Regions from separate parts of the Homo sapiens genome. Here region 1 is linked to region 2. A link is a loop called in an ENCODE intact Hi-C map of the cell type or tissue named here. Cell type or tissue: Caco-2. All regions are shown on one strand. Links, peaks and the distances in the headings refer to the core of each region. The heading gives the core; the rest is flanking DNA.

What was found. A loop is a pair of places that touch in the nucleus more often than their neighbours do. Peaks named below come from ENCODE experiments on the same cell type or tissue, not always from the same donor. Only the 100,000 strongest peaks of a DNase experiment are listed, where the experiment ranks them.
Region 1: it touches region 2 in a loop (21-fold over the local background); 1 of 110 quality-filtered maps calls a loop at or near these places.

The regions. Positions count from the first base shown.
Region 1 is chr2:169,390,738-169,402,601 of GRCh38, forward strand. No RefSeq gene overlaps it. Among named protein-coding and RNA genes, the nearest start is that of LRP2, 34 kb to the left of the region's middle. In Caco-2, for the core only: a CTCF peak has its summit at 7,144 (motif pointing left); no DNase peak of the experiment used is centred there.
Region 2 is chr2:169,254,917-169,266,780 of GRCh38, forward strand. LRP2 (LDL receptor related protein 2) reads right to left here. Exons shown (of 79, transcript NM_004525.3): 17 at 4,109-4,301; 18 at 2,208-2,333; 19 at 1,190-1,320. Among named protein-coding and RNA genes, the nearest start is that of LRP2, 100 kb to the right of the region's middle. In Caco-2, for the core only: no CTCF peak of the experiment used is centred there; DNase peaks (open chromatin) are centred at 3,305 and 5,550.

The DNA of each region.
Region 1 (11,864 bases), core at 4,677-9,676, 140 kb after region 2:
TGTAACTTAGCCACTGCTCAGCTTCAGCCAGTTGTTGTCCTGGAAGAAATTAATTCTAGAATTACTAGTTCCCCTAATTTTGTAACAGAGGCAGACATCTGGACTTTTGTGAAAAACATCCCAACTTTTAAATGTTGGCAATAAATTTACTTGCTTTTTAAACAACATTACATGGTACAACACTGAGCAGGGTAAACTATGTGAGCCATAATTTGAGAGAAAAAAGGAAACGCATTCAGTATCTTCTGGGAGAAAATAAAGGAGACACATTCAATATCTTTTGGTTTCTGATAGATATCAGTTGGTTTAGATGCAAGTAAATGACTTTCTAGAAAACACAGTAAGGGAAAGGGGCAATGTCCACAACTCCTTGCTGGAAAAAAAGGTCAGCTCATTAACTAATCAGTCTTAGTTATACATATACCATGAAAGATAACCTTTGATGATCTTAAATCAGATTGTATGCCTTGATGACAAGGGTTAACATATAAAAATACTTTGTACCAATTACTGCTAATATCTCCTTTGGCAACAAATTCACTGCAGTGATTTAAAACTAAATCCAAATTGACTCCTTTATTTATGACAAAAGCTCTCTTATCTGCAGTGGACCAAGGAAGCATTATCAGGTTTGGAGGCAGGTTTTTGTTTTTCCCGCAGGAATGACAATGTAAATGAAAAGCCTCCCAGGTGAGTTACAGCAAAAAGGAAAAAATTCCTATTTCCTACAATCTCTTTAACTTTGGCTCTCAAATCTCTGAACTGCAGATAGGGCTGGAATGTAGAGGCATACTGGGAGTAACAGTGCCAGAATCTATTCAATGGATGTGCTTCTAGGCATATGACTTTTAAAAAGAAGTTTCCCAATATCACTCAATGGAAAAAAAGATTTATTATTTAACTTTGGGACCTCAGAATAAGTACTGAGCCAATATTTGTGTCTCTATTTCATTTATACCAGCCACTCGCATTAGTAACTATAGTATCTTAATTAGTCTCTTTTTGTTTTCTCCTGTCAGCTACATACTATTTTTGTTTGTTTGTTTGTTTGTTGTTTTCTGTTATTTTTTTAGACGGAGTGTTGCTCTGTCACCCAGGCTAGAGTGCAATGGAACAATCTTGACTCACTGCAACCTCTGCCTCCTGGGTTCAAGCAATTCTCCTGCCTCAGCCTCCCGAGTAGCCGGGACTATAGGTGCCCACCACCATGCCTGGCTATTTTTTTGTATTTTTAGTAGAGACTGGGTTTCACCATGTTAGCCAGGATGGTCTCGATCTCCTGACCTCATGATCCGCCTGCCTCGGCCTCCCAAAGTGCTGGGATTACAGATGTGAGCCACCGCGCCCAGCCAGCTACATACAATTTTTAAAACCACAGTTATCTTTGAAACTTTGTAACTTAAACTCTTTCAGATACATAGCTGCATTTGTAAAGGCATGGCTTTCAAATAATATACACTAAAAGATCAAAAGAGTGAAAGTAAAGAACAAAAATGTGTTAGAGATTCATTTTCCCTTTGGATTTATGTCTAATACAATTACTTCATTTTCAAGTTAAGGAAGAATCATACCCCTTCTATCCAAAGCAACTTTGATAGTCATTATTTTGTGTAATGCCCAATATGAAGCTTGATACACAATGAGTAGAGTGTGAGAAGGAATTGCTGAACTGTATGGCAAAGATTTTGTAAAATCTAAATTTTAAAAAATATTAGGTCTAAATATTTGCTCTTTGAATTTTTGTCTAGTTTTATTTACTCATAGGTGTTTTTTGGTCTGCCTTGAAATGCACAGAGCTGGGACCTAGGCATTTTTGCACACTTTAAATAGGGAGCCAATGGCAGTAAATGATTATATGAACCCAATTAAAATGTTGACTAGGGCTGTTGCCACTTCTTAATGTTTCAACTATGTAAGGAGAGCATTTTTCATTCCTAAAATTGACCTACATATTAAAAATAATAAATATTTTTCTTATTCCAACCAGAAAAGGAAAAGTGAAATTGAAGGAATTGTTAATACACTTCAAAAGAGTTTTTGAGCAACTCTGGATGCAAAGAAAAAAAGTAACTTCATATGGTGAGTTGTCATATTAAAAAAAGAAAAAAGCATCCAATGAATGGGAATACAGAATGCTGAGACAACTATCACAATATTTCTAGAAAGCTGATAGCTATTTTCAGATTTTCTATAATTAATTTCGGTTTTAAAAATCTATAAAACTAGAAGAGCTGCATTTACTCTGGTGGGCCATTAAGGATGCCATAGTTTCCATGGTGAAGCATTAATTGAAATTTTTAAAAGTAGAAATCATGGCAGAAGATCAAAGAATGAGAAATTGGTGGTAGGCTGTGGTCAGTTCCACATCAATAGCATGCAGCCGCCTCCTCCTTCCATTTCTAGATAAAAACCCATTAATTTCCACTCCCTTCTGTGCTAACATTCATTTCAAGAAAAACACGTTTGGACCTGCCTCGCACACACATGCCATTCACACTGTGAGGAGCAGAAGTGTAGGAACAGACTGAACATCTGAAATAGCTCTGCTCAATTCAGCTGTGCATCTGGCACCTCTGCCCCTCCTCCATCCACCTATGAGGTCTTTGCAAGAGACCTTGAGGAGGACTTATCACTCCCTTTACTGCCTGGGGTGAAAAGAAGATCAGATAACGGCACATAAAAGGTTATACAGTGGCCAAACAGGGGACAAGCATTTCTAACCCTGAGCTCATGGCAATAACCAGAAACCTACAGGTCCCTGTATTTTTCCAAATGGTTTGAACGAAAGATTCCCGTGGGGCAGATTTTTATCTGTTACATTTCTGAAATAAATTTGCTGATTTGGGAGAACCGATTTCCAGGAAGGAGTGAAAGGCCCGCAGGGCATAATTATGACCTTTCTAAAATGTGAGCCTCTGTCCTCCCACTATTTGTTTCAATCCTTCCTTTAATGTGGGTAAAACATAGCATCTCAAGGTCTTGCACAGGCATCACTTAGCCAATAGATATACTTCTAAGTGAGCTTTTAAAATTAAAGAGTAAAGCATATACACAAATCATCAAGTATAGGGTTAAACAAATTTTTCATAAATTAATCCATTTAGCCAGCGCCAGATCAAGAAACAGACCATGATCAGCATCCCAGAAACTCTCTTTTTTTAATTAATTAATATTTTTTATTATTATACTTTAAGTTCTAGGGTATATGTGCACAATGTGAAGGTTTGTTACATATGTATACATGTGCCATGTTGGTGTGCTGCACCCATTAACTCGTCATTTACATTAGGTATATCTCCTAATGCTATCCCTCCCTCCTCCCCCAACTCCACAACAGGCCCTGGTGTGTGATGTTCCCCTTCCTGTGTCCAAGTGTTCTCATTGTTGAATTCCCACCTATGAGTGAGAACATGCCCAGAAACTCTCTTCATGACCCTTTTTGTCACTCCCATCCTATCAGGGAAGCTAATATTCTGACTTCTAACCACAGAGATTCATTTTAGGAAATATAGTTTTAATGCAATTGAATTGTATCTTTTTGCATACTTAACTCCAGATAAAATCTGCAGATATGTATTGGACCAACTTAGTTGTCCCAGACATTTATTATTTGACTACTTGGCTATGCTGAATTCTGCATTGTAAATACCATTTTGGAACAAAAGACCCCAGATTTAGTCCTGTTCTGCCACTAATTAGTTGGGAGATCTGGGAAGAATCACTTCCCCATTTCGGCCCTTAAATTCCTCTTTGTAAAATAAGTACATTTAACTAGAAAAGCTATAAGCTCTCTTCTGAAAGAATATACTCTTCAGAATGGAAATATTAAGGACATATTCTTTCAATCATATGTCACTTTCAATTATATTTATATAACACCGTACCTATATACCGTTCTTCAAAGACAAATATTTATGAAGGCATTGAACATGCAGTAGTACAAGCATATTGGGGTTTTTGCCCTCATTCTGTTTCCAGTCTTGTACTAATTCAAGCAAAGAATTAATAAATGGTTAATAATGGAGCGAGGGAACCATGAGACTGAATATTTCTGGGTCATCAGATGACCTGTCTCAAAAGAACACAAACCCAAGGAAATAGAGGTGCTTACTTAACAGGGCAGCCTGCCCTATCTCTAGATTTGGAGTATCTCTACACTTTTCCTCTACTCAGTGGGAACTCTTTCTCTTCCCAAAGTACTCACTGCCCTTATCTCTCCCTAACAAAATCTGTTAAGTTTATTCTCATTAATGTGTAAATGGTTGCCAAGCCTGAATGTTCTCTTTCACAGAAGTGTTTACACTTACCAAGACATTTTGATTTTTAGAAGTGAATCTCTAGTTACAGAATTTCACATATCAGAGTCAGGGGAGTAGGTCTGCTTTTAGACAAGGAATAACTAAAGTCATCCCACACAGGTAACTATGAAAGCAACCTTTTCTCCTAATGTTGGTGCCCCTATTAATTGAGCACTTACTACGGGCCAGCTTTGTGCCAAGCCTTTTACACACATTATCTCATTTATTTCCACAGGTAGTATCATTATTGTTGTTTTTATTTCACAAATAAAGAAACTGTTAGTATCCAGCCCAAGGGAACACAACAAATAGCACTAAATCCTTCTTTGCATTTCTGAAAGGCCTATTTGACACTGGGTTTAGCAGCAGTTACCCACTAAAAGCAAAAATAGAAACTAGAGGTCAAAGCTTTCCAGCACAGTCCCAGGTAAGGAACTCATTCTTCTGGATCACTGGTGATGGAGGTCTGAGAAGCAAGGAAGCAGGCCCTTTTTTTCCTGTTGGTGGCACCTCCACCCCTCCTTTGTGCTGGACCCTTTCAGAGGCTGCATTAATGTTTTCAAAGCCTCAATAGATTACATGGCAGCCAGACTATAAAGGCCCATTGAAACACTGCTCCAGAAGGCCTGGGGAGCACCCCGCTAGGAGCCCTGACTTCACATCATTCCTAGCTAAGATGTTTTTGGAGCTTCTGAGGCCAACAGGGACCTCAGCTGCATATCAAGGCCAGCTTCTGTACATCCAATCAGGGGATAAAACATCCAACACTCATTCCCTTCTGGACACAGAGCCAGTCATTTCCCTTAACTTTTAGCGGGCAGTGCTGCAGAATCGCTCCAAAGGGGCCTGTTTTATACCATTTGTAGAATTACAAAGCCCTGAGGCTTTTTGAAAGCCCATTTACTGACCAACGGTTCTAACTACTACGCTGAGAAAGAGACCACAGCTTGGTAACAGATATCCCCCAGCACTCCACACCCAGGATGTCACTAACGATCCCCAGGGACATGAAACAAGACTCCACAAGTGCTCAAAACCAAATGAATTCAAAACCGAGGCAAAACCACCCGCAGTGCCTGGGATGGGAGGGGAAGTTGAAACCCAGCAGCAGAGTGCAACAACTCCAGAAAGCTAGGACTCATCGGCTACCTGTTGAAGGTATATCTCAACACATCATGATTACACTGGTTTTAGAAAGAGTACTGGCATTTTGTCCAGAACAGTTTGAATGTCAGTCCAACATAATGGAAGGTGAATTTGCGGCCACAGCAACATACAGTAATCATTGAGACTCATTTGGGGCATCCCTGTTTATGGGATGAGAGATTCAAGTCTAATCTACTGAATTTGGGAAAATACAAATATGCTCAATTCAGTTAAAGAGCTTAGAAGTAAATGAAATCAAATCTGCATTGTTTTAACCAAACAAGGGATTTTTAAAATTTTACTTACAAATATCCAGCTTTATCTAATTTTATGATATGTTTTCTTCGGGGCCCTTACAATGCTGTGGTGTGTCTTGGGGGCCATGATATGGCTGTGGCATGGCTAAATGGACCACCAGCTTCCAAGGAGATTTGTCAGCAAGTGTAAGATAAACAGAAGTCAGAGATATGTTCAAGAGTGTTGGAGGGGTTTGGAAGGAGGAGGAGGAGAAGGGGAATCAAAGACTTGCAGACCATGAGAGGTGAGGATGTCCAGCTCCTCTGCGTTCCATTTCCTCTAATCTGGATTGGCATGTCTGACCAAATTCTTGCCTTTGGTGCCACTTGTAAAATCCTAAAAGATGAGAACATCAGAGCACTATTTAATGTCTTTTTTTAAAGTATGGTCTCAATTCAGAATAAGGCAGATCTACATTAACTGATTCAAAGCAATGTCCAAGATACTTTATTAAATGTAAAAAAAAAAAAGTTTCAGAATGGCATGTTGACTATGCCATTTGTGTATTTAAAAACAGAGGAGCTATGTAGACATAAATGCTTATGTATGTATAGAGTATATCTAGATTCTGGAAGGATGCACTAGAGGGAGGTAATGGTAAGGGAACTGTGAGGCTGAGAAATCCCCCTATATTATATAACCTTCTGAAGTTTCACCTTTTTCCTAGTTTAAAATGGTAATCATATAATAAAACATACCATTTCACTAAAAGAGCTAGATTTTCCAGACAAATATTTGACATATGGAACTTTGAAATTTTACATAGTCAGAACTGTACAGAAATCAAGTCACAAAATAATGTCTTACACAGCTGGCCAAGCTTATCCCAGAATGATTTTTTTTTTTTTTTTTTTTGAGATAAGGTCTCACTCTTGTCACCCAGGCTGGAGTGCAGTGGTGCGATCACGGTTCACTGCAGCCTCAATCTCCTGGACTCAAGCGATCCTCCCACCTCAACCTCCTGAGTAGCTGGGATCAACAGGCCCGCGTGCCACCATGCCCGGCTAATTTTTTTTTTTTTTCTAGAGAGAGGGTCTCACTATGTTGCCCGGGCTGGTCTTGAACTCCTGGGCTCAAGTGATCCTCCTCCCTCAGTCTCCCAAAGTGCTGGGATTATAGGCATGAACCACCACACCCAGCCCAGAATAATTTTAGAACTGCAAATGTAGTGCATTTTTGTTAAAGATGTTTCTTTGGCTGCTATTTTTAGTCTTTTTTTCCTCCTCAGATTCTCTGAAGATTATAATCTTCATGGTAGTGGACTAGAAATCACAAAGATTTTAAGAGAGAAAATGTGTCCTATTAGCTATAAATAAAATCACTCTCCTAACTCTCTCCGGAGAGAATGAGAAAGAAAAGCTGGAGTCATAAAAGAGTGTTCTTTCCCTGTGACTGTGGATCAAGATTGACACCCAGTGGCCAGATACAATCCTTTTTTTCACTGACATTCTTGCTATATAATTTGACATTTCTAAAATTTCCCTTTATGTTTTAGAGGAAAAAATGATTTAAATCTGTGATGTTTACTGAAAGCGAACTGTATCTTAGACAGCCAGGTTAAATTAGTAGGTCTTGTTTCATACATAATTAACAGGTTTATTTCTGTATCCTCTCTGCTTGCATTTTTTCCTAACATTAAGAAGCAATTTTCATTCGGTTGACAAAACAATGTACACTAAGTCCTGTGGAAATGCAACTTTAAGCAAAATGAGGTACAACAGGTCTTTGAATAATGTCTTTTTTTTTTTTTTTTTTTTTTGAGATGGGAGTCTCACTAAGTTGCCCAGGCTGATCTTGAACTCCTGGCCTCAAGCAAGCCTCTTGACTCAGCCTCCTGAGAAACTAAGATTATTGGCATGAACCACCATGGCTGGCTTAGTTATAATGTCAATGAGAAAAATAAAATCGGTTTTGTTATATCTTATTTTGCTTAAAGTTGCCATTTCCAAGAACCTATTGATGACATTGAGGACTTAATGTATTCATTTTTTTTTTTCTTTTGAGACAAAGTCTCACTGTCGCCCAGGCTGGAGTACAGTGGCATGATCTCAGCTCACTGCAACCTGTGCCTCCCAGGTTCAAGCGATTCTCCTGCCTCAGCCTTCCAAGTAGCTGGGATTACAGGCATGCACCACCATGCCCAGCTAATTTTTGTATTTTTAGTAGAGACGGGGTTCCACCATGTTGGCCAGTCTGGTCTCGAACTCTTGACCTCAGGTGATCCGCCCGCCTCGGCCTCCCAAAGTACTGGGATTACAGGTGTGAGCTACTGCACCCAGCCATGATGAAGTCAATATTTTAGCAAATAAAACTAACATGTTTAACACAGATTACCAAAGAGAAAAGTCGTGAATTTAAGAATTAGACACATCAAAGTCCAAATTCTAGCTGGGCAATCTTGAGCAAGTCTCTGAATTTTACTAAATTTCAATTTCCTCCCTATCGTGAGGATTAAATGAGATGCAAATTTAAAATGCTTATCTTGGTACTTGCATGTATGTTATGAAATACACACACACACACACACACACACACACACACACACACAGATATACGTACACGTGGTAGCTATTTTCTGGTAGTTACTACCAGAAAAAGCAAGTTTGTGAAAGTCAAACCCACATGAAGAATATATCTCTTCTTGAATCAACCTTATAGTACCTAGTTTGATGGAGAAGAACAGTGACCCCAGATAATCTAAACTTATAAATAATTCAAAAGATCAAGAAGATGGCCAAACAGGAACAGCTCCCAGTGTGAGCAACGCAGAAGACGTACGATTTCTGCATTTCCAACTGAGGTACTGGGTTCATCTCACTGGGGATTGTCGGACAGTGGGTACAGGACAGTGGGTGCAGTGCACTGAGCATAAGCCGAAGCAGGGCGAGGCATCGCCTCACCCAGGAAGCACAAGGGGTCAGGGAATTCCCTTTCCTAGCCAAGGAAAGGGGTGACAGACGGCACCTGGAAAATCGGGTCCCTCCCACCCTAATACTGCGCTTTTCTGATGGTCTTAGTAAACGGCACACCGGGAGTTTATATCCCACGCCTGGCTCAGAGGGTCCTACACCCATGGAGCCTCGCTCATTGCTAGCACAGCAGTCTGAGATCAAACTGCAAGTCAGCAGCGAGGCTGCGGGAGGGGCGCTCAGAATTGCCAAGGCTTGAGTAGGTAAACAAAGCGGCTGGGAAGCTCGAACTGGGTGGAGCCCACCACAGCTCAAGGAGGCCTGTCTACCTCTATAGACTCCACCTCTGGGGGCTGGGCATAGCCAAACAAAAGGCAGCGGAAACCTCTGCAGACTTAAATGTCCCTGTCTGACAGCTTTGAAAAGAGTAGTGGTTCTCCCAGCACGCAGCTTGAGATCTGAGAACGGACAGACTGCCTCCTCAAGTAGGTCCCCGACCCCCAAGTAGCCTAACTGGGAGGCACCCCCAAGTAGGGGCAGACTGACACCTCACACGGCCGGGTACTCCTCTGAGACAAAACTTCCAGAGGAATGATCAGGCAGCAACATTTGCTGTTCACCAATATCTGCTGTTCTGCAGCCTCCGCTGCTGATACCCAGGCAAACAGGGTCTGGAGTGGACCTCCAGCAAACTCCAAAAGACCTGCAGCCGAGGGTTCTGTCTGTTAGAAGGAAAACTAACAAACAGAAATGACATCCACACCAAAAACCCATCAGTACGTCACCATCATCAAAGACCAAAGGTAGATAAAACCACAAAGATGGGGAAAAAACAGAGCAGAAAAGCTGAAAATTCTAAAAATCAGAGTGTCTCTCCTCCTCCAAAGGAACGCAGCTCCTCACCAGCAACGGAACAAACCTGGACAGAGAATGACTTTGACAAGTTGAGAGAAGGAGGCTTCAGATGATCAAACTATTCCAAGCTAAAGGAGGAAGTTCGAACCAATGGCAAACAAGTTAAAAACCTTGAAAAAAATTAGACAAATGGCTAACTAGAATAACCAATGCAGAGAAGTCCTTAAAGGACCTGATGGAGCTGAAAACCATGGCACGAGAACTACGTGACAAATGCACAAGCCTCAGTAGCTGATTCGATCAACTGGAAGAAAGGGTATCAGTGATGGAAGATGAAATGAAAGAAATGAAGCAAGAAGAGAAGTTTAGAGAAAAAGCAATAAAAAGAAACGAACAAAGCCTCCAAGAAATATGGGACTATGTGAAAAGACCAAATCTACATCTGATTGGTGTACCTGAAAGTGACGGGGAGAATGGAACCAAGTTGGAAAACACTCTGCAGGATATTATCCAGGAGAACTTCCCCAATCTAGCAAGGCAGGCCAACATTCACATTCAGGAAATACAGAGAACACCACAAAGATACTCCTCGAGAAGAGCAACTCCAAGACACATAATTGTCAGATTCAACAAAGTTGAAATGAAGAAAAAATGTTAAGGGCAGCCAGAGAGAAAGGTCGGGTTACCCACAAAGGGAAGCCCATCAGACTAACAGCTGATCTCTCGGCAGAAACTCTACAAGCCAGAAGAGAGTGGGGGCCAATATTCAACATTCTTAAAGAAAGAATTTTCAACCCAGAATTTCATATCCAGCCAAACTAAGCTTCATAAGTGAAGGACAAATAAAATCCTTTACAGACAAGCAAATGCTGAGAGATTTTGTCACCACCAGGCCTGCCCTAAAGGAGCTCCTGAAGGAAGCACTAAACATGGAAAGGAACAACTGGTACCAGCCACTGCAAAAACATGCCAAATTGTAAAGACCATCGTGGCTAGGAAGACACTGCATCAACTAACGAGCAAAATAACCAGCTAACATCATAATGACAGGATCAAATTCACACATAACAATATTAACCTTAAATGTAAATGGGCTAAATGCTCCAATTAAAAGACACAGTCTGGCAAATTGGATAAAGAGTCAAGACCCATCAGTGTGCTGTATTCAGGAAACCCATCTCACGTGCAGAGACACACATAGGCTCAAAATAAAGGGATGGAGGAAGATCTACCAAGCAAATGGAAAACAAAAAAAGGCAGGGGTTGCAATCCTAGTCTCTGATAAAACAGACTTTAAACCAACAAAGATCAAAAGAGACAAAGAAGGCCATTATATAATGGTAAAGGGATCCATTCAACAAGAAGGGCTAACTATCCTAAATATATATGCACCCAATACAGGAGCACCCAGATTCATAAAGCAAGTCCTTAGAGACCTACAAAGAGACTTAGACTCCCACACAATAATAATGGGAGACTTTAACACCCCATTGTCAACATTAGACAGATCAACGAGACAGAAAGTTAACAAGGATATCCAGGAATTGAACTCAGCTCTGCACCAAGCAGACCTAATAGACATCTACAGAACTCTCCACCCCAAATCAACAGAATATACATTCTTTTCAGCACCACACCACACCTATTCCAAAATTGACCACATAGTTGGAAGTAAAGCACTCCTCAGCAAATGTAAAAGAACAGAAATTATAACAAACTGTCTCTTAGACCACAGTGCAATCAAACTAGAACTCAGGATTCAGAAACTCACTCAAAACCGCTCAACTACATGGAAACTGAACAACCTGCTCCTGAATGACTACTGGGTATATAACAAAATGAAGGCAGAAATAAAGATGTTCTTTGAAACCAACAAGAACAAAGACACAACATACCAGAATCTCTGGGACACATTCAAAGCAGTGTGTAGAGGGAAATTTATAGCACTAAATGCCCACAAGAGAAAGCAGGAAAGATCTAAAATTGACACCCTAACATGACAATTAAAAAAACTAGAGAAGCCAGAGCAAACACATTCAAAAGCTAGCAGAAGGCAAGAAATAACTAAGATCAGAGCAGAACTGAAGGAAATAGAGACACAAAAAACCCTTCAAAAAATCAATGAATCCAGGAGCTGGTTTTTTGAAAAGATCAACAAAATTGAAAGACCACTAGAAAGACTAATAAAGAAGAAAAGGGAAAAGAATCAAATAGAAGCAATAAAAAATGATAAAGGGTATATCACCACCGATCCCACAGAAATACAAACTACCATCAGAGAATACTATAAACACCTCTATGCAAATAAACTAGAAAATCTAGAAGAAATGGATAAATTCATCGACACATACACCCTCCC
Region 2 (11,864 bases), core at 3,226-8,225:
GAGGAGTATTTATAATTAACTCATCAAAAATCTCATGAGCATTTTTTAAATACCACACACTCCTCCACAGATAAACAGACAGCAGGACAAGATATGCAATATACTTACTAACTATTCATTCCACACATACATTCTATGCATGTGAGAAAGTCTTTGATTTATAGTGAGTGTCTAGTCTTTTCAAGCACTGTGTTAATTATTCAAAGTAGGAGGTTTCAACCAGGGACACAACTAGCATATACACAGGGCTTTTGGTAGACTTAAACAAAACATGACCCCTCTAACTGGAGTAATCATGGTTTGTCAAACAGACCCAGGATAGATTTCAGTGTCTCCTCACCCTCTTGGCCTGGCATTTTTATGCAGTGCACAAGCTATACAACCATTCACAGAGCTCCTGTTTTCAAGACTAAGCAAACCACCTGTTTCATGGTACCAGGCTACATTCTTATTCCCAGAAACTCAACTCACAGCAGCATGCCTGCACTCAAATGGGGAGCTGAGAAGACAGGCAAGCACTGGCTGTGCTCATTGTGACTGTAGTTCCCCAGAATTCATGCTTCTCAGCAATCTTCACTAGTAGCATGAAATTATTTGGAAAGGTTGACGAAAAAAAATTATGTCTTGCTGTTCTTCATAAAGCATAACCTAACACTTCCATAAAACAAAGACGATGTCAGTTCTCCAACATTTTGAATAAAAAAGTTTCAAAGTCATTCAGTCAGCATATAGTTGATGAATATGTGTAATCGTTTTTTCCACAAGGATTTCTAATGAGATTCTTACAAACACTGGAGAATAATGAAATGCTACAATGATTACTATAAACAGCTCTTGCTGTTTTATTCTTGAAAATGAAGGCAGTAATTTACTGTTTCCTCACGTGATACTTGTATAACTAAGTACTTGGGATGTTGAATTGTATAATACATGTAATCTACAAAGTGCTGTACCCATATACACTGTCAACATTATACGAATATATACAAAACAAAAATCACACTCTAAAAATGAAATACACCATCAACAAACCAAATGTTTTGTCTAAATATATAGCACCATTTTAAATTTTTTCATTTTAAAGTGGCCAGCTTTTCTGGGATTGTGAAAATGCCACATGAGGATGAGTTTACTATTGTAACTTGCAATGTATAAAAACAATACATACTTTTATTGCTTTAAAACATACCTCCAAAGATGGCAAGTCCAAACGGATGTGTCATCTGCTCTATATGGCCCAGTCTTCTTCTGTCTAAACCATCAAAGGTGCTGTGCTCAATTTTATCAAAATAGGCATCTACCCAGTACAATCGTGAAGCACTAAAATAATAAAATATTTAGTTATCTCTTATCCAAAAACTATCAGAGCACCCTTTACACAAAGGGCATCCAAAAACAGTAGGGTCAGTTGACACATTTATTAAACAAAGTTTTTAAAATTTAAATTATATTCATTAAAAATTTAACAGTTTTATGTCCCCCAGAAAGAGACGGCTACTTTTCATGAAGTGGCTTTCAATCAATTGTCTTAGAAAACTTAAAATGTTGCTATCTTTGAGCCAGAAATTTTATTTTCTCCTTGTGAAATCAACAAGTTAAGAAAAACAGTGGTAGTAATCTATGTTTAAAAGGTGAAATATATTTCTTCCCTTTTTTTCTCCCATAAGTTACCTTGGCATTTCATCTTTATAAGCTTATTTACTCTATTCCTTTTCCTATATTCCTAGATAGATCATCAATTTCTTGAGAACCATAGCTTATACTTTTAAAGTCCTCCCAAAGTGCATGTAAGCAAAGGTGCATTTGTTGATTAATTGACTCCAAAGATTTCCTAAACTCAAGATGTTCCCTGTAAGAAATTACACACTGCCTACAGTTCAACAAATCTGTACCCTACTTTAAATGCTGCTTGGGACCCACCTCCCCCATCTTGAGTTTCCACTAAATCTTGTCATTCAGCTTTCTCTAGCAATTTTCTCAGAATACTCATGAATTTATTAGTTTTCACCCCAGCAGTAGCTGGCCAACTATGTTTATGTCCTTTGTGTTCTTGTTCAATATCCTTCTCCCATCACCAATTAATTATTTAAAATTCCGCGAGGGCAAGCAGTACCAGTTTCCTTACACCATCATATCACCCAACCTGCCTCATTATGTGTTCTGCAGTAAAAGAGAACTAAGTATCGGGGATGATGATTCCTACTTACGCCCAATCGATGGCCAAGCCATTGGGCCATCCAAGAGTAGTGTTTATTACAGGCAAGAGGTGAGATCCGTCACTCCATGCTCTCATAATTTTAGCAGGACGGAACCAATCAGTGAAGAATAGATACCTAGAAAAAGCAGTAGTAAATTAAGGCTGTTAACACTGGGACAAACTACATGACTTCCAGAGATTTAGAACAAACAGAGATTCTCCAGATACTGCAATTAATTTTGTTTTCTTTATATGCTATTGAACTTAACATACTTAGTGTATAACTCATGTAATTCTCAGTTAAAATTTAGTTAACATGTAACCAAAGTCACAAATACAAATGGCATTTAAATGGGCATTGAGAGAAGAGAACCACTGTCTCAGAGTTTAGGAACTAAAACTATTGTCGCCTAACATATTCTCTAACAAGACACAATTCAGGTTACCTATTAAATATTCCACGTTATTAAAATAAAATAATAAACAACGAACAGAGCAAGAAAACATTTCAATCTCTTTCTCTCTAGATTAAACATTCAGGATCCTCTAGTCATTCTTCCATAAGGAATTGATAAATTTGCAGGAAACCATTCATCTCAGATGAAGAAAGCATCCAAATCAATGCAATGCAAACAGTATCTGACCCAAGCATTTTTTTAATATTCTAAAGAGTGGGAAAAAGATAAGTCTAGAGGCAAAAAAAAACAAAAACAAAAAAAAAAAACACAAAAAAAACAAAAGAAAATAAAAAAACAACTTTTTCTCTTTTATGGGATCCAGAGGAATCAAAATTATTCTTTTCCAAAATGTAACTTTCTGAAATGTAACTACTTCATATCATTTTAAACAAAAGAGTCATCAGGAAAGGAATTCAACAGTTTTTCAAAACCAAAGGCCAAAAGTTTGAGTTAAGACAAATTCATTAAAAAACTAAACTGTTTAACTCTCTATAGGGCAATGAAATTTCTTATCAATAATAACATCAGTTTTAAAATGTGTTTCTTTTATTATCTTACAGAGAGGAAATTAAAGCAGATACTCTAGATGCAGCAAACAGACTTTTTTAGGCACACAGGCATTCCAGTCAGACAGGTCTGGAATTTGAATACTGACTGTTGCCTAATAGCTGCGGGCCCTTTCACAAGTCACTTTATCTCACTGCGCCTTAGATTCATTCTCTCTAAAATGGGTATTTACACATACCTCCTTCACAAACTAGCTTTGGAAGCTGATGAGATTATATATCTAACGGAAGAACAGGTATGGATGTTCCCTGGGTAATCAGGCATTGGTGGGTTAGCAGCCATCTTTTTTATCATTCCACTCATATACAACACATAGCTCAGATTTGTTCTAAATAAACACAGTAGCTGTTAAACATATTTAAATAAGAAAAGTAGGAACCAAAAAGGAATACTGTGAACTCTTCTGTCTTTCCTTGTCTGGCACCACCAATTATAGAATGGTAAAACATGAAACTTTGTGGTCTGAAAAACTTTTTATTCTGAAAACTACTGAATGATTAAGCAAGTTTTGCTAAGCTTTATATAAATATATTAAAGCAGGGAAAGAATTTGGGTCTTTCCTGTTAATTCTGTTGCCTATTCACTCCTTTTCTACTGAATCTATATCACATTGTTTGGTCCTCTGCAACTGTGAAAAAAACTACTCTTCAGTGAAGACTGAGAAAGCCAAAAGTTAGAAGAAATGTTTTGGGTTTAAAAACAATTTTTTTTACTCCCCCAGAATAAAGTTTTTTGGAGGAAAAAAGAAATAAAATTTAAGGTGATTTCAACTTATACAGTTCAATCTTATATTTGCTGAACTTACCTAAATCCCTAGGGCATCACTTTTCAATGACTGTAAAAGACATACAGTTTCAAGCTCTTAGGAAAACATGAACACACTTACCCGGCAAAAGGATGAACTACCACCGACCGTGGGTTATTTAAATACTGAACTACTGTGCGTCTCGTTTTATCAGCTAGCCTCATGACACTGATACTCTTGTAATGAGAGTCTGTCCAATAGAGATTCTTTGAAATCCAATCAAAAGCCAAACTTTCAACATTTTCCACCCTGTTAGCTGCGAGAATTTCTCTTCCTATAAGTTAAAATATGGACATATTTTAAGCTAAGTATATTTTGTAAGGCATCAATTTTCCTACTAATGCACACTGAAATTTTGTGTCAGAGTTAGAGCATATTTCAGGAACACATGTGGAATTCTTTAAAAAAAAAAAAAAAAAAAAACTCTGTAAGCTGCTGAGCAATAACATGAGACAAACCTAGAATCTATCCATTCCTCAAACTTTGGATCTCAAAGAGTAGATATGATACTGACAAACAGAACCAGGAATGGTATGGCCTGGATTTACTCCCATGTCCAACCTTCCAGAAAAAAATTTCTCACTGTAGAATATCTGAAGAAGAGATACCTGAGTTCACCTACTACCACCCGGAGACGGCTCTGATAAGCTGACACCACCAGGTACGACCTGAGGGTAACCCTGAGGTATCATCGCCCAACCCTCTCATCAACAGTCTTCCACAGCCACAAAGTTGCCAAGTTTTGAAAACACCAGCAGAGATACCAGAAAGGAAATCAGAACTGATTAAAAACAACAACAACAAAAAAAAAAAAACGCTTTCCTCTTTATGGAGTTATTATGCTTTCTTTTACCCTCTTTTTTCTTTTTTTCACTAAAGAAAATCTGAATCAGAATAAACAGCCATACCTCTTTCTTTTGCAGTAGGAAGAAAAAATCCTACTACTTTTTCTCTTCATTTATTCAGCAAATTGTGAAAAGAAAGTTCTCTATGTGATAGAAAGCCAACTATATATTTAGAAAACACAATATTGTTAGTAGTGTTAATAATCACAGCTTAGATTAAATGAGCACTTACTAGGTGGCAGAAACTGGACCAAGTATTCTACATGGATTCATCCATCCTCACAGCCACTCAATCAAGTAGGCATTAGTATCGTTCCTATTCTACAGATGAGAGAACCAAGTCAAAGAGAAGTTAAGCATCTGGAAAGAAGTGTGGACACCACCCTCAAGGTAATTCATAGTGAGGTGGTGAAAGAGGAGGAGGCAACTAGGCCAAGAGACAAAAATAAAAGAGTAATGAGTGCTGAGATGGAGAGATGCATAGGATGGTCTGAGAGCACAGATTCCTAATGGGCCACATGGCAAAGCAGAGGTCTGGGGTGGTTGACAGACACAGAGACTGAAAACTCTACATGTTCTAGGAGTGTGGCTGGAGGTTAATGAGTTAATGATAGAGGCTAAAAGAGAGGGAGATGTTCATGATGACCACCAGGTGGGGATGGGGCACCAAGGAAGGGGTGAGTGGTCATGCCCTTCCTCTAAGGCCTGTGAGAAGTTGGATGAAGCATCCACTTAGACATGTTGGTTTAGAGGTGATTGTAGGATATCCAGGTGACGTATCCAAAAGGCAGCTGGCACTATGGGTCTGAACCTCAGAGAGAGAACTTGCATAGAGATTTTTATCATGACCTACAGAAAGGCTTGCTTGGTCTTTCCCTCATTCCCCAGTTTAGGAGGAAAAACACTCAGTAAATGCACTATTATAAAAGTCTCCCCATAATTATTTATAGTTGCTACATAGATAGTAATCAAAGGCAGGAAAGGTGTGAAATTATTCAGAGAGAGGAGGACCAATGTTGAACAACAGATTTACAGTTTTTTATAGAACAGGAGAAAAAGAAAAGATCTCCAGGGTACACTAGAAAAAAAAAAATGATCAAGAAATAGAAGGAAATCCAGGAGTATGCTGTCATGGAAGAAAGAATATTTGAGAGAAGATGGCTGAAGTACCAAATACAGGACTGATAGGCATTATTTAATTTAGCAAGAAAGGGATTAGAGGTGACCAGGATGAGAGGGGTGTCAGCCACCTGGTGGGCAGATTGCAAGAGGTGAGTAATCAGTGAGAAATGTGGAAGAAGGGATAGGAAAGTGCAAAACAACCTTTCAAGAAACTTGACCATGAAATGCAGAGAAGGGGTTATCACTAAAGAGGAACATGGAGTGAAGGGTAAGTTGCATATTTTTTAGGATGGGAGAAACTTGAGCATATCTGATGATAGGGAAAAGTCAGTAGAAAAAGAGAATTTGGAAAAAAGAAGGTATCATTGAAGGAGGGAGTTCTCCTGAGGGCTTCATTCAGCTAATCCTGACTTTTAATATGATTTCTTTTTCTTTTTCTTTAGAGACAGGTCTTACCTAGGCTGGAGTGCAGTGGCACAGTCATAGCCCACTGCAGCCTCAAACACCTGACCTCAAGTGATCCTCCCAAGTATCTGGCACTACACCACACCACCACATTAGCTAATTTGATTTCTGACAACTCATTTCCTGCATATACTGTGTACTCATTCAAAAAAAAAAAAAAGAACAATGTAATGCCTCCCTCAACAAAGCATACAGAGTTTAACCACTGACTATGAGGAATATTTTAAAAGGTAGGTTGCCAAAAAGAGTCCAGGACCAGATGGATTCACAGCCGAATTCTACCAGAGGTACAAGGAGGAACTGGTACCATTCCTTCTGAAATGATTCCAATCAATAGAAAAAGAGGGAATCCTCCCTAACTCATTTTATGAGGCCAGCATCATCCTGATACCAAAGCCAGGCAGAGACACAACCAAAACAGAGCATTTTAGACCAATATCCTTGATGAACATTGATGCAAAGATCCTCAATAAAATACTGGCAAACCGAATCCAGCAGCACATCAAAAAGCTTATCCACCATGATCAAGTGGGCTTCATCCCTGGGATGCAAGGCTGGTTCAATATACGCAAATCAATAAATGTAATCCAGCATATAAACAGAGCCAAAGACAAAAACCACATGATTATCTCAATAGATGCAGAAAAGGCCTTTGACAAAAGTCAACAACCCTTCATGCTAAAAACTCTCAATAAACTAGGTATTGATGGGGCATATCTCAAAATAATAAGAGCTATCTATGACAAACCCACAGCCAATATCATACTGAATGGGCAAAAACTGGAAGCATTCCCTTTGAAAACTGGCACAAGACAGGGATGCCCTCTCTCACCACTCCTATTCAACATAGTGTTGGAAATTCTGGCCAGGCCAATTAGGCAGGAGAAGGAAATAAAGGGTATTCAATTAGGAAAAGAGGAAGTCAAATTGTCCCTGTTTGCAGACGACATGATGGTATATCTAGAAAACCCCATCGTCTCAGCCCAAAATCTCCTTAAGCTGATAAGCAACTTCAGCAAAGTCTCAGGATACAAAATCAATGTACAAAAATCACAAGCATTCTTATACACCAATAACAGACAAACAGAGAGCCAAATCATGAGTGAACTCCCATTCACAATTGCTTCAAAGAGAATAAAATACCTAGGAATCCAACTTACAAGGGATGTGAAGGACCTCTTCAAGAAGAACTACAAACCACTGCTCAATGAAATAAAAGAGGATACAAACAAATGGAAGAACATTCCATGCTCATGGGTAGGAAGAATCAATATCGTGAAAATGGCCATACTGCCCAAGGTAATTTATAGATTCAATGCCATCCCCATCAAGCTACCAATGACTTTCTTCACAGAATTGGAAAAAACTACTTTAAAGCTCATATGGAACCAAAAAAGAGCCCGCATCGCCAAGTCAATCCTAAGCCAAAAGAACAAAGCTGGAGGCATCACACTACCTGACTTCAAACTATCCTACAAGGCTATAGTAAGCAAAACAGCATGGTACTGGTACCAAAACACAGATATAGACCAATGGAACAGAACAGAGCCCTCAGAAATAACGCCGTATATCTACAACTATCTGATCTTTGACAAACCTGAGAAAAAAAGCAATGGGGAAAGGATTCCCTATTTAATAAATGGTGCTGGGAAAACTGGCTAGCCATATGTAGAAAGCTGAAACTGGATCCCTTCCTTACACCTTATACAAATATCAATTCAAGATGGCTTAAAGACTTAAATATTAGACCTAAAACCATAAAAACCCTAGAAGAAAACCTAGGCATTACCATTCAGGACATAGGCATGGGCAAAGACTTCATGTCTAAAACACCAAAAGCAATGGCAACAAAAGCCAAAATTGACAAATGGGATCTAATTAAACTAAAGAGCTTCTGCACAGCAAAAGAAACTACCATCACAGTGAACAGGCAACCCACAAAATGGGAGAAAATATTCGCAACCTACTCATCTGACAAAGGGCTAATATCCAGAATCTACAATGAACTCAAACAAATTTACAAGAAAAAAACAAACAACCCCATCAAAAAGTGGGCAAAGGATATGAACAGACACTTCTCAAAAGAAGACATTTATGCAGCCAAAAAACACATGAAAAAATGCTCACCATCACTGGCCATCAGAGAAATGCAAATCAAAACCACAATGAGATACCATTTCACACCAGTTAGAATGGCAATCATTAAAAAGTCAGGAAACAACAGGTGCTGGAGAGGATGTGGAGAAATAGGAACACTTTTACACTGTTGGTGGGACTGTAAACTAGTTCAACCATTGTGGAAGTCAGTGTGGCGATTCCTCAGGGATCTAGAACTAGACATACCATTTGACCCAGCCATCGCATTACTGGGTATATACCCAGAGGACTATAAATCATGCTGCTATAAAGACACATGCACACGTATGTTTATTGCGGCACTATTCACAATAGCAAAGACTTGGAACCAACCCAAATGTCCAACAATGATAGACTGGATTAAGAAAATGTGGCACATATATGCCATGGAATACTATGCAGCCATAAAAAATGATGAGTTCATGTCCTTTGTAGGGACATGGATGAAATTGGAAATCATCATTCTCAGCAAACTATCACAAGAACAAAAAACCAAACACTGCATATTCTCACTCATAGGTGGGAATTGAACAATGAGAACACATGGACACAGGAAGGGGAACATCACACTCTGGGGACTGTTGTGGGGTGGCGCGGGAGGAGGGATAGCATTGGGAGATATAACTAATGCTAGATGACGAGTTAGTGGGTGCAGCGCACCAGCATGGCACATGTATACATATGTAACTAACCTGCACATTGTACACATGTACCCTAAAACTTAAAGTATAATAATAAATAAATAAATAAAAATAAAAAAATTAAAAAAAGGTAGGTTGCTCAGCATACGAACTTGAAGTTTACCAAAAATACTATGAGAATTCCAGATCAACAAAACAGAAGGAAGCTGACCTGTGGAGGTGCCTGTGGGAGACTTGGCCTGCATGCAGCTAGAAACCCAATACTACCTTTTCCTGAGAACTAAGCTCGACTGCAGTGCTCCAAGCTCAGTGGGCCTGATTCTAAGTCCTCAAAAAAGATAATTTCTCATTCAAAATAGCAGATTGACAAACCAAACATGTTTATCTCCTCTTCCTCCGAAATTCTACTTAAAAGACAGTAAAATAACAGCAGATGAGTAATTCCAACAAATGTTTGAAAAGTAAGGTATTGGAGGAGTGATAACTCAGTTAAGAAGGGGAAAATGCTACAAACTAAGTGTCAACAGAAGAGAGACACACCCACATATGCAGAAGCCTCAGTGCACTCACACTCAGAGGCACCAGGTCCTAACAAAGGCAGGGGCGAGGAACTAAGGGGCTCAGATAAAGCAAGATAAGGAGCAATCCAATGCCTAGGTCCCTCCCAGATCCTGAGTGTCACGCCACTCCTCTATCTCCTCTAAGGGACCACAGATTTTCTCTGGAGGAGCTGAAGCAGAATGGCTATGGGTTCAAGGCACAGTCCTCAACACAGAACTGAGATGGATGTGGAACTGAGTACAGGAGGATTATAGGAATACTGAAAGGGCGCCCTCAGCTCCCTTTCCTCTGCCCACTCCCAGAACAGACCACCATCTCCCCACATCTTCCCCTTACCCCAAGAAGGAGAATGAAGGCATCTATGAAGGAGAAATTAATCACCCCCAGAACAGACCACCATCTTCCCACATCTTCCCCTTACTCCAAGAAGGAGAATGAAGGCATCTATGGAGGAGAAATTAATCACCCCCAGAACAGACCACCATCTCCCCACATCTTCCCCTTACCTCATGAAGGAAAATGGAGGCATCTATGAAGGAGAAATTGACCATCTCCAGAAAAGACTCACTAATGTTGCCTTGGGGAGCAATCTGGCAACCAAGCCACCTTCCTGCCTGAAGCTCACCAGCTGACAAGGCCTATCCACATGTACAGACTTTTGGGTCAGGTTTTATAACCTCACCCTTAATACCAAACTAGCAACTCAGACACTTGGAAAAAGCTTCCATCAAAAAGAAGAAAGTTGAAAAGAAATCAAAAGGAAAAGGAATCCAGAGAAAATGGAAACAGAGGAAGATTAATTTTTAATGTCATATCCATATCCATATCAAAGTCATATCCATAGAAATGGTACTCAGAATGGCACTGGACTCAACACTAGATATTAGACGTCACTAGAGCAATGTCTTCAAATTCCAGGTTTAAATTAACTTGCAACCTGTACCCAGCCAAACAGTCAAGATGGAGAGCAAAATAAAACACTCACAGACATTCAAAGACTCAAAATATATGCCACCTACTTATGTTTCTCAGGAAGCTATCATGTAACTTGTTTCAGCAAAATGAGGAAATAAATCTAGAAAAAGAAATAAATGGCCTGCCACAAACAGAAGTTCCAGCACAGGGGAGTGGCAAAGAGAAGTCTGTGCACCAGGCCAGAGAAAAACAAGTCCCAATTGGAACACAGGATAGGGGTCTCCAGAAAGAAAAAAAAAATTATAGATTGTTTTCTGTCTTTGTACAGGCATTTGATAGAGCTATTAGAGCATTTGGGGAAAATACATGATTGTTATATTTAAAAACTAAGCAAATGAAAATGGGGCAATTGTCAAAAATTGTCAAGAAATGTCATCCTAGAATACTAATTGGCTGAGCAGTGAACAATATTTATATTTATATTATGTTAATAATATAAACACATATGATTAATTTAACCAAAAATTATAATCTAGCTTTTTAAGGAGAATGGGGGGAGGGAAGTCAGAAGCTGGGAGAGAAGAATGATGTAAGAAAGCAAAACGCTCACCTAGAACAAGGAAGTAAATATCAAAAATGATAAATCAAGAAATAGAAGTATAAACAAAGCATTTAGAAACATGGAGACAAACAAAAGAAGAAATAGTCAAAAGAGCTGTTCCCTCCCCAGAGCAGGTCTGGATTAGGGGCAGGGGAGGGTGGGCAATATGGTTTTATATTGATAACAGATAAAATGATATCCAACATTTACTGAATATTTACTATTTTCTAGCCATTACTCTAGGTGTTTACATGCATTAGCCAAAAATTCTCTCAACAACCTTATGAGCAATATATGAACCGCATATTTTTCAGACTAGAAAATTGAGGCAAAAGGAAATTGAGTAACTTCCCCAAAGTTACAAAGCTAGGAAATGTGGGAAGCTGGAATTTGGAACCAGGCAGTGTAGCTCCTAAGCTGGCTCTCTTAGTTGGTATGTTATATTGCTTACAAATTTTATTACTATTACAAACCAAACCCTTGGCATTTACATAGTCCAGCATCCCTGAAGAGATGTCTTCCCCTTTAATCAATCTGGCTGCTTGAGTATG